Linked DNA regions of Mus musculus: region 2 is linked to region 1. A link is a loop called in an ENCODE intact Hi-C map of the cell type or tissue named here. Cell type or tissue: left cerebral cortex. All regions are shown on one strand. Each heading gives the region's core, and the rest is flanking DNA. Links, peaks and the distances in the headings are about the cores only. Region 1 has its middle 17 kb from the start of Cyp11a1. Region 2 has its middle 4.5 kb from the start of Sema7a.

The links. Hi-C counts contacts between places; a loop is a spot of excess contacts. Peaks named below come from ENCODE experiments on the same cell type or tissue, not always from the same donor. Only the 100,000 strongest peaks of a DNase experiment are listed, where the experiment ranks them.
Region 2: a loop joins it to region 1, with 7 times the contacts of the local background. A loop is called at or near these places in 39 of 42 quality-filtered maps.

Annotation. Positions count from the first base shown.
Region 1 is chr9:57,996,943-57,999,854 of GRCm38, forward strand. It overlaps a transcript of Cyp11a1 not described here. Among named protein-coding and RNA genes, the nearest start is that of Cyp11a1, 17 kb to the right of the region's middle. In left cerebral cortex, for the core only: a CTCF peak has its summit at 1,618 (motif pointing left); DNase peaks (open chromatin) are centred at 1,110, 1,601, 1,929, 2,443 and 1 more place; H3K4me3 peaks cover 1,475 bases; H3K27ac peaks cover 1,190 bases.
Region 2 is chr9:57,934,117-57,937,028 of GRCm38, forward strand. No RefSeq gene overlaps it. Among named protein-coding and RNA genes, the nearest start is that of Sema7a, 4.5 kb to the right of the region's middle. In left cerebral cortex, for the core only: a CTCF peak has its summit at 1,757 (motif pointing right); a DNase peak (open chromatin) is centred at 1,765.

The DNA of each region.
Region 1 (2,912 bases), core at 310-2,809:
TACCAGTTGTGGATGCACAGGGCAGCAAACATGCTATTATTATTGCACAGTGGACTCATCTTGCCTGGCTGGTCAGGACTGTCCCACTTAGGGGCCATAGCTAAGTAACATTAGTGATGACAATTCTCCCTCAGCAGCCTGGGTAACTCCTTCTGGCACAGGGAAGGCTAGTCAGCAGGAAGGAAGCTTCCAGTCCAGTTCTGGCTTAATTTCTATATCCCCTCAGGTAAAGGGGCAAGGCCTTCAGGGGTATGATCATCCACAGCACAGATTTTCCTCTGGTGCCTGGCTCAGAACCTGTACATGCCAGGCGCTCAGTGAGTAACTATGGATTAGTAATGAACTCACTACAGCCAGATGAGAAAGAAAGGACCATCACAAAAGATGAGGGACCGTCTACTGGCTGCCCGGCCTGCAAAACTGTCCCTGAAGAAAAGCTGCTTTAAGGGAGAGATGAGGGAGCCGGGCGTGGTGGCGCACGCCTTTAATCCCAGCACTAGGGAGGCAGAGGCAGGTGGATTTCTGAGTTCGAGGCCAGCCTGGTCTACAAATGAGTTCCAGGACAGCCAGGGCTATACAGAGAAACCCTGTCTCGAAAAACAACAACAACAACAAAAGGGGGGCGGGGAGATGAGGGTAGAGGAAGGTATGGCTAAATTGGAAGAAGGCTGGACATCTCCTTTGTTCCTCTGGCGGGAAGCCAGCAAGAGCTAGGGGAGGAGCCGCCCAGTACTTGACTTTATCACACCGCCGCCCCCACACTAGGGAACCGGAGTTCTGTTTTGGGAGAGGTAAGGTACAGAAGCATGCACACTTTGCCTGAAGGAGCATGGAGCTTGACTCTTCTAGTACACCCGGGGCCATGTGCTCGTGTGCCTGAGGACAACATGGCTAATGGCCACCCTAGATGCCAGCGAAGGAACCCATCACACCTGCACCAGGTTTCTACAGCTTCCTCACACAGTCCTTTCAAATCCCACACCTCTCAGCCTATTCAGGCCCCAGCCCCTCATCCTCAGCTAACCCTCCCTCGTCAGTACCCCAGCAACCCCTACATCCAATGAGGGAGCAGCTGAGCCCCGAGCTCCGCCCCCTTCCACCTGTCTCTGTGGTCTGTATAGAGCACCGCTCAGCAGCAATTGCTCTGCAAAGCCGAATACTAACCTAGCCCGCCTCGGGCAGTGCTGAAGGCGACAGCCCCCGGAGAGCTTGTGCAAATATATACTTTGAAGTCTGGCGGGTACCCCCCAACTTCCGGTTACAGGATCGCCCTTTCTGGAGGTGACACTTCTTCATGCGTGCTCTCTCTATGCGCAGGAGCTGAGAGCCACTGACCCCAGCACTCCTGAACCCTCTCTCATGGCCTCAGACATCTGGTAAGTGGGGGGTTTGCGACTGCTAGGGTCAGCATTGAGTCCATTTAGCTTTTTAAAAAGTGCGCTCGGGGACAGAGATTTTTGTCCCATGCCCTTTTCTGGTCCTTGAAAAGATCTCGGAAGAAGCCTTAGTCCTTAGTTCCCTTAGTCCTCTGCCTCCCGAACCGACCGACCTCTTTTAGACCTCAGCTTCAGAGCTTCGGGGCCCAATGTTATGGTGGACATTGGCTCCACCTAGTGGTAAGAAATTAAATTTCAGCAGATCGTGGTAAGGTGAATGAGGCAGGTAATGGCTACCTGGATACTTAGAAGACAGGAGTCTTTTTTTTTTTTTTTTTTTTTCCTGACTCAGTCCTTGCTACAGGCATGGCTGAAGGTTGACTCAGCTCCATTCTTCCATCTGTATCTTAAGAGTAGCTGGCTGCTTGCCTCTGTGTCCAGTATCTGCCTTTCAAAGCCCCCTTCAGAGCGCTGTCCTTAAACCACTCAGAAGCCTCTCCCGTCAGCTCACACCAATGCCACCCACTTGGAAAGTAGAACCTGAAGTCCCAGAAAAGGTGCCAGCAACTTCCCCCTGTTCACCATGGAAACCAGGACATGTGGCTCTCTCCTATCCACTCTTCTCAGGAGGATAGAAATGGCCTTGCCAGTCCTGAGAGTCACTTCTTTTTGGTTCTGTGCCCTTGGTAGATTAAGTCACTGGTTGCAGTAAAGAGGGACCCTGTCAGGGGAGGGAGAGATGGCCTATTAGTGAAGAGTGCTTGTTGGTCTTCCAGGGGACGAGTGTTGACTCCAGCACCCACATGGGTGACTCACAGTTGTTTGTAATTAAGTTTAAGGGGATCCAATGGCCTCTTCTGGTGTCCTTGGCCACCCCTTCATTTATGGCAAGCACACACACAACACATTTTTTAAAAAGTATTACTCTGTCATAGGAAGTGACATGATATTGCTTCTGGGTCTCTGTTTTGACTTGCCAAATCCTCTGCCACCACAGTTCTAGGTGTGTGTGTGTGTGTGTGTGTGTGTGTGTAGGGGTGTGGTGTGTGTGGGGGGCACTCACAGGGCTCTGAGTCTGCTCACTGTGGAGCTCACTACTGGGCATTCTCAGTGAGCATGATAGTTGGGGGAAAATGTTTGGACCTAAAATGAGAACCCTGCCCTGTGAAAAGCAATAAATTCTTCATAAAACATCAAATGGTAACATTTTATTAACCTCGTTACTTTCTAAGTTTAGTATCCATAAAAGCTTCATTGCATTTGGAAGAATGTGTGGGCTGGGTTTCTCTCTCTTTGAGAAGTCTCAATTACAAAACTGCTCCTTCTAGCTGTGTGGTTTCAAAAGAAAAAATATAGCTATTCTTTAAAAAACAACAACAACCAACTGTGGAGCAAATTTTCGTCTTTTATCTCACACCTTGATGGGGAGGGAAGTGGTCTAGAGCCCCAGTGCCCAGGCTTACAGGGGTGCTGGGCACCAGTGTCTGGGGTGGAAAGGGGAGGGAGAGCTGTTGTGAGGGACACAGGGTGGTGCTG
Region 2 (2,912 bases), core at 254-2,753, 63 kb before region 1:
TTCTAAGTCTATAGATACTGACAGTGTGTGTATTGGAGACACATGGCACTCCAGAGCTGGGTTGGGGACGATTCAAGGAGTTGGAATCCTACCACATAAGGTAGCACAAGGGGAATCCAAGGTGGAGGACTAGAATAAGCCTTTCATTGAGAAACCAAAAATCCAATTGCTAAGGGGCTGGAGAGATGGCTCAGTGGTTCAGAGCACTGACTGCTCTTCAGAGGTCCTGAGTTCAATTCCCAGCAACCACATGGTGGCTCACAACCATCTGTAATAGGATCCGGTGTCCTCCTCTGATGTGTCTGAAGATAAATACAGTGTACTCACACACGTTAAATGAATGAATGAATGAATGAATGAATGAATGAATGAATAAATAAACAAATGTATTCTGGCTTCAAAAAAGAGGCCATCTAAAACAAATCCCCTCAAATTTGGAGTTGAAGAGGTTGTTCAGTGGTTACTTATTAAGTATTCAATTCACAACTACCTGTAACAGCAGCTCCAGGGAATCTGACACCTCTGGCCTCTGAAGGCATCTGTGTACACACAGACACACACACACACACACAGACACACACAGACACACACACACACACACACACACACACACACACACACACACACACACACACAAGATTTCAAAGAATTTGACCTAAATTTATGAAGGGGCTGTATTCTATAAAGTGAATAGACAGAATTGTGTAGCTTTAGACCACTATTTGGCAGTCTTCCAGAGGAAGAAACCTTTGTGCAGAGCTAAGAAGATGGGCAGAGGTCCTCCATGATGGAGTACATTGTCATCAGAGGCATGTACTTAGAGGCTGTCTGAGGCCACGAGGGCTGTGTTAAGAGGCTCCTAAGTTGGACTGTATGCATGCCTTTTGAATAATGCTTTTGGTCCCAAGAAGTGCAATTTGTGAGTTCTTACATCCATGAGAAAAGGTGAGTGATTTTTTGGAGCACTGGCCTATATGTGGTCTTCTCATTGCTAGGGTCCTAGCAAGCCCAAGGATCATATCAGCTGGGAGGGTCCGGGCCTACCCTATGTAAAGCATAGTAAGAGTGCATGTCGTCCAGGGTCCAAGCAAAAAAAAAAAAATGCCGAAGGTACCATGCTTTACTCCAGGCCAGAAAGGAGCTGGTTAGGTAAACAACTGCGTCAGCTCTTCTTTCTCACTTGTGAACAAAGAAACCATGGTGGCTTACACCTATGATCTCAATACTCAAGAGGCTGAAGCAGGAGGATTGGTGTAAGTTTGAGACCAACCTGGACTACAAGAGAGTAAGACCCTGTCAAGAAGAAAAAGAAGAGGAGGAAGGGGAGGAGAAGGAGGAAGTGGAAGAGGAAGAGAAGGATAAGGAAAAGAAGGAAGAAGGAGAAGAAGGATAAGGAAAAGGAGGAGGGAGAGGAAGAGGAGCAGAAGGGAGAAGGAGGGAGGAGGAGGAGGAAAGAAAGGAAGGAAGAAGGAAAGGAAAGAAAAAAAGAATCAGAGTTGGCCTGGGACAGGGCACTGCCAAATAACTTAGCTGCCAAGCTGAGATAGGAACTTTCCAGATCCATCTAGTCAGGAGATTTTGTTACAACTGATGGGTCACATGTGATTTCATGTGATTGTATCTGATCCAGGCCCTGGAGAGCAAGAATGGAAGCTCAGAGATGGGTCTGTGGCCTGGGAATGGGCTGGAGGGAGGAGATTTCTCTGCAAAGGTTTGGGAGTTTCTGTCCTGTCCCTAAGACTTGCAGACACCAGGTGGCGCTCCTACCACAAGCCCAGTGCCATCTAAGAGTGCTAAACTGTCTCACCCAGTCATACTTGAGCTGACCGCCTTAACGGAAGGTGAAAAAGTCTAGCTCTTCTCTGCCTGTCCTCACTAAATATTCCTCTCTGGATTTTCACATTTTGATCTCATTGAGTTTTTAACAATTTAGGGTAGAGATCAAATGAAAATGTATGTTTGCGACAGATACAGGTATAGGCTGGCACTGGGCAGTGCAGACCAGAGGGGCTAAGTAATGTGTGTTTTTCAAGTCTTTCAATCAGAGTTGGTAGCTGGTAGACTCTGATCCGGCTTAGGGAGAGAAAGCAGGAGCTTGAGAACAAGCTGGTGAGGGTTTGGAGATGTGTGGTGTGGTGAGATGTGGTACTGGGATCTGTAGAGCCTAAAGAGCTCTGCACTCACTCCTACCCAGGCACACCTAGGCATGTGGCCAGCAACAATGGTAACTAAAGCTACTGTGCCATGCTTGTGAGACGGACAGGCATGGTGTGCAGAGTGGTCCAGATGTGGCCTAAAAACTGTTTTGTTTCTTAAAACTTTATTTATTTATTTATTTATGTATTTATTTATGTATGTATTTATTTATTATTCTGTGTATATGGGTGTTTTACCTGTTCACATGTCTCTGCACCATATGTATACACTGCCATCAGCCCCTGGAACTGGAGTTATAGCCAGTTGAATGCTAGCATGTGAGTACTGGGAATAGAATGTGGGTCCTCTGGAAGAGCAACCAGTGCTCTTAACCATTAAGCTATCTCTCTAGCTCCTAACACCTGGCATCATGCATCCGTGTTAACTTTTTTGGATCATTTGGTGATGCTTTTATTTGATGATGATCTCTTTAAACCGGAGAGTTTGAGCAAAGACTTAACTTTCAACTTCACTTGAAAAGCCAGACGGTCTATCTGCTGCCTTTTCTGTGGCCTCCATGGTCCTGAGCTGAGTAGCAGCTGTCCTGTAAACAGCATTCCACCCATGACCTGCTTGGTCTGTGTGCCTCTGACAATTAGGGGACATGAAGATGAGTAAATCGTTCCTGTTGTTAGAGGCAGGCCTGGGTGGAGACTTAATGGCAGGGATGGAATCCTACATGAGGAGGCGACACAAACGACTAGAGCTATTAATAA